Regions from separate parts of the Homo sapiens genome. Here region 1 is linked to region 2. Evidence: read pairs that join two places in POLR2A ChIA-PET (ENCODE). Cell type or tissue: PC-9. All regions are shown on one strand. Links, peaks and the distances in the headings refer to the core of each region. The heading gives the core; the rest is flanking DNA. Region 1 overlaps GNAQ (G protein subunit alpha q). Region 2 overlaps GNAQ (G protein subunit alpha q).

What was found. Peaks named below come from ENCODE experiments on the same cell type or tissue, not always from the same donor. Only the 100,000 strongest peaks of a DNase experiment are listed, where the experiment ranks them.
Region 1: POLR2A ChIA-PET joins it to region 2 with 9 read pairs; 3 of 35 experiments call an interaction of 5 or more read pairs at or near these places.

The regions. Positions count from the first base shown.
Region 1 is chr9:77,958,674-77,964,054 of GRCh38, reverse strand. The region is part of intron 1 of GNAQ (G protein subunit alpha q); the gene reads left to right. Among named protein-coding and RNA genes, the nearest start is that of GNAQ, 70 kb to the left of the region's middle. In PC-9, for the core only: no CTCF peak of the experiment used is centred there; no DNase peak of the experiment used is centred there.
Region 2 is chr9:77,882,053-77,887,433 of GRCh38, reverse strand. All of the region lies in intron 2 of GNAQ (G protein subunit alpha q), which reads left to right. Among named protein-coding and RNA genes, the nearest start is that of GNAQ, 150 kb to the left of the region's middle. In PC-9, for the core only: no CTCF peak of the experiment used is centred there; a DNase peak (open chromatin) is centred at 2,863; H3K4me3 peaks cover 1,021 bases; H3K27ac peaks cover 3,447 bases.

The sequences.
Region 1 (5,381 bases), core at 65-5,064, 77 kb before region 2:
TAAGCCCCATCACGTTCGAGACACTTTTGTAAGCAATGATACTAGCCATGTAGTCCATTCCTAAAGAATTGAGGGTCCTGATGATTTAACCATGTCAAGGCAGTCTTTTTTACATTATTAACTGTAGAAAAATGGGTGCCTTTTAAATTTTTTTTTAAGATTAGAAAACAAAAATAAGTCAGAAGAAGCCAAATTAGGACCATAAGGTGGATGCCTAATAATTTTCTGTAAAAATTCTCACAGAATTGTCCTTTTTTTGATGAGAGGGAACGAGTAGGAACATTGTTGTGGTGAAGCTTTCCCAGGCATTTTTCTGTTAAAGTTTTGACTAACTTTCTCAAACCACTCTCATAATAAGCAGGTGTTGGTGTTCTTTGGCCCTTCAGAAAGTCAGTGAGCAAAATGCCTTCAGTGTCCCCAAAACCTTTTGTCATGACCTTTGCTCTTGACCCTTCTGCTGCATTTGCTTTGACTTCCACCTCTTCGTAGCCATTGCTTTGATTGTGCTTTTTTTTCAGGATCGTACTGGTAAGGCCATGTTTCATTTCTTGTTATAGTTCTTCAAAGAAATGCTTCAGGCTCTTGATCCTAGTTGTTTAAAATTTCCACGGAAAGCTCCACTCTTGACTGTAGCTGACCTGGGCACCCACTGAGTGAAAAGTTTGCTAAACTTTAATTTTTCAGTCAGAATTATGTAAGTTGAACCAATTGAGATTTCTGTGGTGTCGACTGTTTCTACTGTTAATTGTCAGTGCTTTTCAATTAGGGCAAGATTAATTTTTTCCTCACAAATTGATGTGGATGGTCTGCTGTTGTGGGCCTTATCTTCAGCATCATTTCATCCGTTCTTAAAATGAGCTATCCACTTATAAACTGCTGATTTCTTTGGGGCATTGTCCTCAAAGTGATTTCACCGTTCTTCCACGTGAGTTTCACTATAAATTTGGCATTTGTTCTTACTTCAATTTTAGCAGAATTCGTGTTGTTCTGATAGTGGCGTTTTTCAAACCAGTATCTTCTTATTCTTAGTGCCTCAAACTAGATCCTGTTCAGATATGTTATAACAAGTCTGTATTTTGGTACAAACATTTTTGAAATCCATGCATAGTTTTTTCATAATACACATTTTCCATGCACTGTTTTTTTTTTTTTTTTTTTTTTTGAGACTAAGTTTCACTATTGTTGCCCAGGCTGGAGTGCAATGGCGTGATCTTGGCTCACTGCAACCTCTGCCTCCCGGGTTCAAGCAATTCTCTTGCCTCAGCCTCCCGAGTAGCTGGGATTACAGGTGCCTGCCACCATACCCGGCTAACTTTTTGTATTTTTTATTAGACACGGGGTTTCACCATGTTGGCCAGGCTGGCTTCACACTCCTGACCTCAAGTGATCCGCCCGCCTCGGCCTCCCAAAGTTCTGGGATTACAGGTGTGAGTCTCTGTGCCTGGCCTTCCATGCACTTTTTGAAGACCTCTTGTATATATCCACCATAGTTTTCTTCTAATTAGTGTTAGCATGGTGTATCTTTTCCCCTTCTTTTATTTTTAAACCATTTTTATCTTCATATTGAAAGTGTTTTTTGTAAGCAGTAAATAGTTGTGTCTTTACATGTAAAGTGTCTTTCTCTCTCTGGCTGCTTTTAGGATTTTCTCTCTGTTACTGGTTTTCAGCAGGATGATTATGAACTGCCTCATGTAGTTTTCTTTATGTTTCTACTGCTTGATGTTTGTTGAGGGTCTTAGATCAATAGTGTTATAGTTTTCATTTAATTTGGAAGATTTTCAGATGCTGTTTCTTCAAATATTTTTCCTTTTATATTCCCACCTTTCTCTCTTCTTCTAGTACTCAAATTCCAAGTATATTAGATAACTCGATTTTGTTCCACACTGAGACTGCTCGTTTTTTTCTGTCTTTTTTTCCCTTTGTGCTTCATTTTTGATAATTTCTATTTTTGTGTCATCAGGTTCACATATGTTTTCTTTTCAGTCTCATCTGCTCTTATTTCTATCTGTTGTATTTTTCATTTTAGATACTGTATTTTTAATTGCCAGAAGTTCATTTGGGACTTTAAAAATACATTCCTTTCTCTTTTCTTCATGTTTATGTTTTCCTCTACATTCTTGAGGTGGTGGAACCTAACTAGTACTGCTTTTTAAAAAACATCCTTGTCTTCTGGGTCTAAATTTATTGAGCTTTCTTGGAGTTATGGGTCACCTTTTCCTGTTTCTTTATTTGCCTGATAGTTTTGGGTAAGATGCCAGACATTGTGAATCTTACATTGTTGATTGCTGGATATTTTGGATTCCTTTGAAAAGTGGTGGACTTTGTTCTGTCATGCAGCTGATTTACTTGGGATCACTTCAGTAATTTGTAGTCTTGCTTTTAGGCTTTGTTAGGGTAAGTTTAGAGCAGCCTCTCTTTCATAGTTACTTAAACTTCACTATTACGTTGATACCCTTATGAAAACTCACTGATTCCTTCTTTGTGGTGCAGTGAACCTGTGTGAACCTTGGGAATTGTTCAGACTATGTGTTCCCATGTTTCTTTCTCACCCCACTCACGTGTAGATCATTATTATTGAGCTTCAGGTTCAAGGGCACCCTTCTGCACATCTCAAGAGCTTTCTCTCTGTTCAGCTCTTTCCTTTCCAGCATTCTGTCATGCACATTCTAGGATTCTAAGCCTTTCTCGATTCTGATCTCTGTTTTTCAACCCAGTGAGAGCACTGGGTTCTTTTTGGGATCCTCCTTGCCATGTTGTTGTGTGGAAACTGAAGCCGTGTGGTTATGTGGAGGCAGTCCTAGGATTTACCTTATTTGTATCCCTGTGCTCCTTGTTGTCGTGTGTTAAAACAATTGTATATTTTATTTGACTTCCTGGGCTTTTCCCCCCATTTTATAAGTGAATGAGTATAAATTCAAAGTCTGGTAATATCCATTAGGTTCTAAAAGCATCTACTTTTGTTATTTTAATTTTAAATATAAAAGTGTTACCAGACATTACTTTTAAAGGAAAGAGTAAATGGCTAGAATTTGAACTGTTCTGTTTGTTGGAATCCAAACTATGTGTTTCAAATAATGAAATGTATTAAAGATATGTCATACAGGGAATGATCTCATATATCATTTATGAAATGGTTGCTTGTACAAAATGATTTCCAGGCCTCCTGTGCTCGTTAGTATTTCATTTTAAAGATAGCCATGAAAAATACAGGAAAGGATGTAAACTCTTAAGTTTCTTATTTTTCTGTTTATTCTAGTGTAGTGAATAGATCATTTTTTTTAGGTTAAAGTGATACTTTAGATTCTTTGTGGTTTTAATTTAGCTAGTTTTTCCCATCTTTTGTAAATGATATTTTGTATTGACTATATTTTCTTATTTTCTGTATTATTGATGATCCAGCATTTGGGGCTTTGCTAATCCTAAAGACTCCGCCCTCTCTGGGCTAGCTAATTCCTAGAGTTAACAAGTGACTCCCTGCGGCATGCCTTTCCTGTGCAAACCAATCAGTCCAGAGCACACAGCCACCAACCACCTCCTTTAGCTCTCAGAGATTGAGCCGGGATCTCTCTTCTGTAATATCACTCCAGGGCCAGGGGTAACAGGGCAACTAAGGGCAATCCCTACATACCACAGTCCACTGAAAATATTCAAATTAGCCAATTCTAATTCTGCCTACCTCGCTTTGCCTGTTTCTTTCTGAAAAAACTACAGTAAAGGACCTGACCCATGCCTTCTCCTCACTCCCTCTGCCTCCTGACCCATTCTGGTGTGATGACCAAACAATATCAGTCCTTTTGTCAATTTCTTACTTTCTGAGGTGGCTGGAAGAGAAGGAAATAAAGAGAGCAGAAAAAATGCAATACAAAAATAAAACACAATAAAAGAAAGATGAGCAGGATGATTCCAGTGAGCATAGAATTAAAGCAAGTAGAATTAAAGTTCCCTTACCCTTAATAACAAAACTAAAGCTATACCCATTCTCTTGGTTAAAGAGAATTATATGAATAAAAAAAAAAGAAATGGTGTTGAGTGAAGAGGCAAGGAATCCATTTATCATCCACTGTCATCCTTCTTTCAGAGGATAGAGGTGATATAGCAGGTCCAAATTAGCTTCCACAATTTAGGTTTTACAATCCAAGGGGCTGACGCATGGGTGGAACATGGAGGATTCCTAGAACCATGGTGCCACCTTTTTGGGGGGCCTGAATCTTGACATCCTTAGTTTCCAAAATTCTGCTGTAGAAAAACTGATTGGCATATAGATTTGTAGCAGTCGTTTGGAAAGGAGACTCTTCTGATTTTTTTTATACTTTGAGTATTGGTAAAATATTAAATATTGTGCAAGGTAGGAAGAGAAAAACTCAATGATTTTTAGCAATTATAGAGATAAAAATAATTGAAGGAATAAAACAGTGAGTGAACAAAATATACTGTGCTATAATGTTTTGATAAAAATATTCAAAACGGACTTGTTATTTCCCAAAAAACATACTTTCATGCAGATTGAAATTTGCAAATGATAGTTTAGAAAATTTATCTACAGAATTATTTCTATAAAATCCTGACTTGCAATGGCAGTCTGTTTTTATTTAAAGATTTATTTGTATTTTATGGATATTTAGAATATCACACATTTACTAATAAATTTCACATTATCTGTAAGTATGAAGGATGAACTAAAACATATAAAAATAAAAGTTATATATGAAAACAGATGATTGCAAACTAATGATTCTTTGGATTAAAATACACCAGAAGAAAAGAAAATATTTTATCATAGACTGAAAGTTGGGATATGTAAATGAAGCAAGAGACTTTGGAATGACAGGACAATGTGAGTAGAACAGAAAAACTTTACAAGGTAAATTAATTATTTTAGGGAGAAATGGGTTCTCTTTAATGCGTGAAGAATCACCTGGAAGCTTACTAAATATTGAACTCTGGGGCCCTCTCCTTGCGTGATTCTAATGGAGATGTTTATATACCACACCTTTCAAATGGACCACACCTTTGAAGAACAGTGATATTGAGGCTTATATGCACAATAAAATGCTCATTTCTTTCTTTATCTCCTTTTCAATGAATTGTCTTAGTACTAAGTATTATACTAATAACAGTTTGGGGTACCTCTGAGTTGGGAAAAGGGGAAAATCATGAAAGAATTGAGGAGTTTGCCAAGGGTTGCAAACTGCTAGTTTTGGGGTTGAAATCAGTCTGCAAATGTATTTTGTTTTGCATAGCTGGTGGTACTCCCCAACCCCCATTGCATTTGATTGGCCACAGTCGGTACTGCTCCCTGTTACCCTGTACTGCACCCATGGCTTCATGGATTTGCTTCACCTGCCTGTTTGTTAATGGCATTAAATTGTGGCTGACCATAG
Region 2 (5,381 bases), core at 230-5,229:
AAACTATTTCCTTATTTTCTTTGATAAATGAAGGTAAAAGGAGTATTAAATCCAGTTTGGGTTTGAAATTACAGACTAAAAGAATAGGTAAATTTGCTTTACTGTCTTCACCCTGAAGTATAGAAAATGAGTCTTCAGTTTTTAGTAACATTGAATGTATCTGCCATTATTCAGGAATCTTGATTCATTAAATCATCAGTCAAAGCAAGCTCAGAGCTGTTTCCCAAACATGGGAGACCCTGCTCAGCTTCTCTAAGCAACTGCATATTTTATTTTATTTTACTTTATTTTATTTTACTTTATTTTATTTTAGAGACAGAGTCTCTCTGTGTCATCCACGCTGGAGTGCAGTGGCGCAAACTTGGCTCACTACAACTTCCACCTCCCAGGTTCAAGAGATTCTCCTGCCTTAGCCTCCAAAGTAACTGGGACCACAGGCACCCGCCACCACGCCCAGCTAATTTTTTTTTTTTTTTTGTATTTCTTTAGTAGAGATGGGGTTTCACTGTGTTGGCCAGGCTGGTCTTGAACCCCTGACCTCATGATCCCCCTGCCTCAGCCTCCCAAAGTGCTGGGATTACTGCCATGAGCCACCGTGCCCGGCTGCGTATTTTATTTTTTTGGATGGCTAACATGCTAAGCTGTATCCATAGCCAGATAGATAAAAGGTTCATGAGCCAGTAGCTTTTCTTTACAGCGTTTTTTTGTTTATTTGTTTGATTGCTTTTATTGTTGTGATTGTACAGCCAAAGATGATATTCAGTTCACAATAAAGTTTATTTTACATCATTTACTCTTTCATTTGTCTTGTAAATACTGTATTGTCAAGTGATAGAAATTTGTCCTACTAACCAAAATATTTCCTGCTAACCAGCCCCCTTTGTTTTAAGCCAATAGAATCCTCTTTTTTAAAAAATTCAAAGCTCATTCCAGGAGTCTGTGGGGCGTTCTTTCTGAACTGTAGCAATTCATAATGCTCCCACTTTCTGGGGAGAAATGGTTGGAACACTAGAGATTAACCACTAAGATGCTTTTTTTTTTTTTTTTAAGAGCATAGCTCTAAATTTAAGAAATCAATTTAATAAAATGTGAAATGTGTAAATATATTTTCTGACAGATTTCTCCAGATTTGTTTAATTTTACAAATTAAAAAATGGCTGTGACCGGGCGTGGTGGCTCACACCTGTAACCCCAGCACCAGAACTTTGGGAGGCTGAGGCTGGTGGATCACCAGAGGTTAAGAGTTCAAGATCAGCCTGGCCAGCATGGTGAAACCCCATCTCTACTAAAAATACAAAAATTAGCCAGGCGTGCCTGTAATTCCAGCTACTCAGGAGGCTGAGGCAGGAGAGTCACTTGAACCCAGGAGGTGGAGGTTGCAGTGAACCGAGATCGTGCCACTGCACTCCAGCCTGGGTGAGAGAGCAAGACTCTTGTCTCAAAAAAAAGGTCCTGCCTTTCTTTTTAAATGCCAGGGAGACTGTATTAGAGCATTTAATAGATCACTGAATTATATTACAATTTTAAACCTTAAGGGGAAGGCTTTTATTTTTATATCAGCATTTATTGAATTTGAATGTAGTTTCAACAAAAGACAAATTTTCATGTTGATAATAACACTTTTTTTTTTTTTGGTCCTTGTTCTTGTTCTTTCTCTTCCTAGTTTTCTCTTTCAATCTCATTAAAAAAAAAAGTTTTAGGGAAATGTAAGTTGTCCAAAATTATGAGTGATTTTTAGTGAATTTGGAAAGAGGCTTTTCTTTCCATCCGTACTGAGACAGTAACCTCAGATTTGGGGCCTGGTATTTCAAACTCTTAAAAGCAAAGGATTGTTTTTGTGGGCTGTAAATGTAGAATGCTGTAGCTACTGGGAAAGTTAAACAGAAATCTAATTTATACTTTTCTCCCTTTCTGAACTCAGTTGCTAAAGCACAGTTAACTCTCAGAGAGTTGTGCTGGACAGGGCCGACCCTGTTGGTATGTGTTTGCTTTTTTCTCCCCTTAACAAATAGAAAGAAAATAGTTCATTAAAACCTACTACCCTCACTTTTCAGCAAAGCTCACTTAGAATTCCAGTTTGTTCTTGGAGTTTTGCTTGCATCCTCATTTTCACCTGGCTGTGTGCCTGGCTGGTCTCAGCCTTCCCCGGCTCCTTGAGCTTGCTGACTTCCTGAGCTTGAGTAGAGTTTAGGCCTCTGTCAGGGTACTCCTGCATGATGAGGCACTGGGAGGTTCCAAAAAAGACCACAACTTTGGGCACATTTCTTCATTGCCCTTACCTCTGGTTTTCTTAGCTACAAAATGAAGGTATGGGACAAATATCTCTAAAACCCATCCGAAACTCTGTTATTACTGTAACAGTAATAGTCCCTGACTTTGGACAGCTTGGTATAGGCCAGGAATCTGTGTAGTCTTATTTAGTCTTTAGAAACCCAGCAGGTGGGTTCCATTATTTTCTCCATTTTACAGATAAAGCTTTGAGAAATGGGTGTATTTCCGCAAGATCACAAAGCTACAAAGGAGAATAGTACTTTCTTTTCAAAATCTCCCTCTCTGAACTCTGACACCTACAAGGGATTGCTGATTCTTGACCAGTTTCTTAACTCACAGTGCCCTTGGGGCATTGACCTCTCCCAGGTAAAATGAGACATTTATAGTTAAGGGAATGCTGATTGAAACTTAGACTATGATGGGGTAGATGGGTGTACTGAGATGCAAACTATGCTTCCCGAGTGAACAGCCACAGCCTGTCCTCCTTAGGAAAGAATGACCTTATTAAGAGCAGCCACCAATGATGACAACAGGTATAGGTGGAGTTTTAGCTTCAGTTTGAGGGGGTGGGGTGGAGAACTTATTCTCCAGGCATCTCTGGCTTTGCAGCTAGGATTCCTAACTCAGATTCCTAACTCCTTATTCACCATTATGGGAAGTCGCACTTTTGTTGCAGCTTGCTTCGTTCATTGTTTTCTTTCATGCTTTAAAATTTTTTCCCGCTTGAAATAAGCCTTCTTTTGGTTTCCTAATAGTCGTTTGCATTTTCTCTTCCTCTGAAATATAGCAGAACAGAGAAGTCAGGCAAAATGGCCAGCAGACTGATTAGAGACAACTGGCACATAGTGGTCCTCAAGGCAGCTGGCTCAGCAGGCAGATTGGATTAGAACAAGCCTTCACACCCCCACAGGGGCTTGCCAGAAGCAAGTGCTGGAGGAGTCACCTACACAGCTTCAGAGAGAATCTTTTTTCCCCTCCCAGTTCCAACCCTGAGAGTGTTTCTGAAGCTATAGAAATGCTAGTAGCTCTGAGCATCTTCTTGGGCTGGCTGTCTCTTTTTGTCAGTTGTTGCATTATTTGCTTCTCACCCAGAGCAGCCACCCATCCTGAGATTTTATCTGCAGTTAGAGAATTCTCCCTCCATTTCTGTTTTGAGGGCATACTTGTTGGTCAAAGACATCCTCTTGTCTTCAGTTAAACCTGTTTTTCTGAAATACCAAAATCTTGAGAAGAATTTGAGAGCCTGTGACAGTGTTAAATAAACTTGGCAGTTTCTACTTCATGAATTATCAAAACTACTTTGGTGGGCAATGAACAGGGAACAGAGACTAGACAGTTTGGATTTGGAGTAAGTGGAGGAAGCAAAGATAGGGTGTGACCACATGGGACAGAGCACATTTTCCTAGAGACCAAAAACTCTGATTGTACCCTGGTCCACAGACTCAGTGCAGAAGCAGGTATATTAAAACCCAAGCCTTATAATAGATACTGGGAATGCCAAAAGCGAGGAGAGTGGGGGCGGGGGCAAGGGTTGAAAAATTACCTATAGGTTCAATGTTCACTAGCTGGGGAATGGATACACTAGAAGCCCAGTCCCCGCCAGTATGCCATATACCCATGTAAAAACATGCACATGTACTGCCTGAGTCTAAAATTAAAACAACAACAACACAGAACCTAAGGTTTGGAAAAAAAAAAAAAAAACTACCCCCTTTTTTCTCTGTCAGAAGTAACCACTGTTCCTCAGCCTACCTAGAAAAGCACTCTACTCTGATTCATAAGTTTCTTTTCTCTAAATCAGGCAATGAGAATGAAGGTACATGAGGTGTCTGGATGTTTTTGATGCTGCTGTAACCATCTGGAGACTCTCATATAGGGCACAGTGTCACTTCCCTGGCCACTGGCAGAGGCTAGGCTAGCTGGGGACACACTGGAGAGAGTCAGGGTAAAGACTTATTTATAGAGAGAAATGGAGAGATGGGACATCAGTTATATTTCAGTTAACTGCTGGAACATGTCCCTACTTAAACTTCCAGCGACTATGTTTTTCCCCGTAACTTAAACAATTTATTTCACTAATCACATCTGTTCTCTTGTAAGATGGTTTCTTGGGTTAGTAAGCTGTGAACTGAAGTGTTTGCATTTTGATTTTAAGAATTTGCTTTTTTTCTCAGAAGGGTGCTAACTCTTTTAGACATGGCTTTGATATATGTGTTTGGTAACAACAATAGACTTATTGGTATGGAAATCATGAGAATAAGTTAAATGCTCAGATAGTTTCCCTCAGAAACAGTAACATATTCCTGTGTATCTCATCTGCACAAAGGCACTTTAAAAATAGTTTATTACAAAAATAATTTAGACAATACAGACAAGTGAAAACGAAAAAAAAAATCCCATCAAGTGTCATTTCCTGATAGGCTTGTGAATACTTCTAAAATAGTATCTTTCTAGTTTTTTTCCTATGCTTTTTTTCTATCTCACCAAAAACTGGATCTCAACACATCATTTTTCATGAACCTCGTGGTGAATACCATTCCATGTCATTTGGCCATCTTCTCTAGCCCTGTGTTAGTGGCTGTGGACTTTCCCATTGTATATCTTTAAACAGCTCGCATAATCAACCCAGGTTGTTGGACATTTAGATTATCTCTGGTTGTTCACCAGTATAAGCAGTGATGCGGTGAAATTCTTGAAAACCTTTTATCTTGCTTGTTTGCAACCTTTAGTTAAATTCTTAGAAGTGTAATTTGCTGGGTCAAAGGTTTTGCCAAACTGCCGTCCAGATGGCTTATTTTTTTAAGCTTCTGGGTTCAATTTGGGTTATTTAAATACAAGATCTGGAACAGTAATTCTCATCTCCCATTTTATTTACCACTTTTCCTATGTTTGGGGAAAGAGAAAAGAACCTCAAATCAACTCATATATCAGCAGGGTCTTCTGGTTTTCATAAAATTATGTATAAAGCTATGGCCATAAACTCATACTGCTGTTTTTTTATTTGTTTGTGTTTGTTTGTTTGAGGGGAAGGGAGTCTTGCTCTGTCTCCCGGGCTGGAGTGCAGTGGCTCGATCTCAGCTCACTGCAACTTCCGCCTTCTGGGTTCAAGC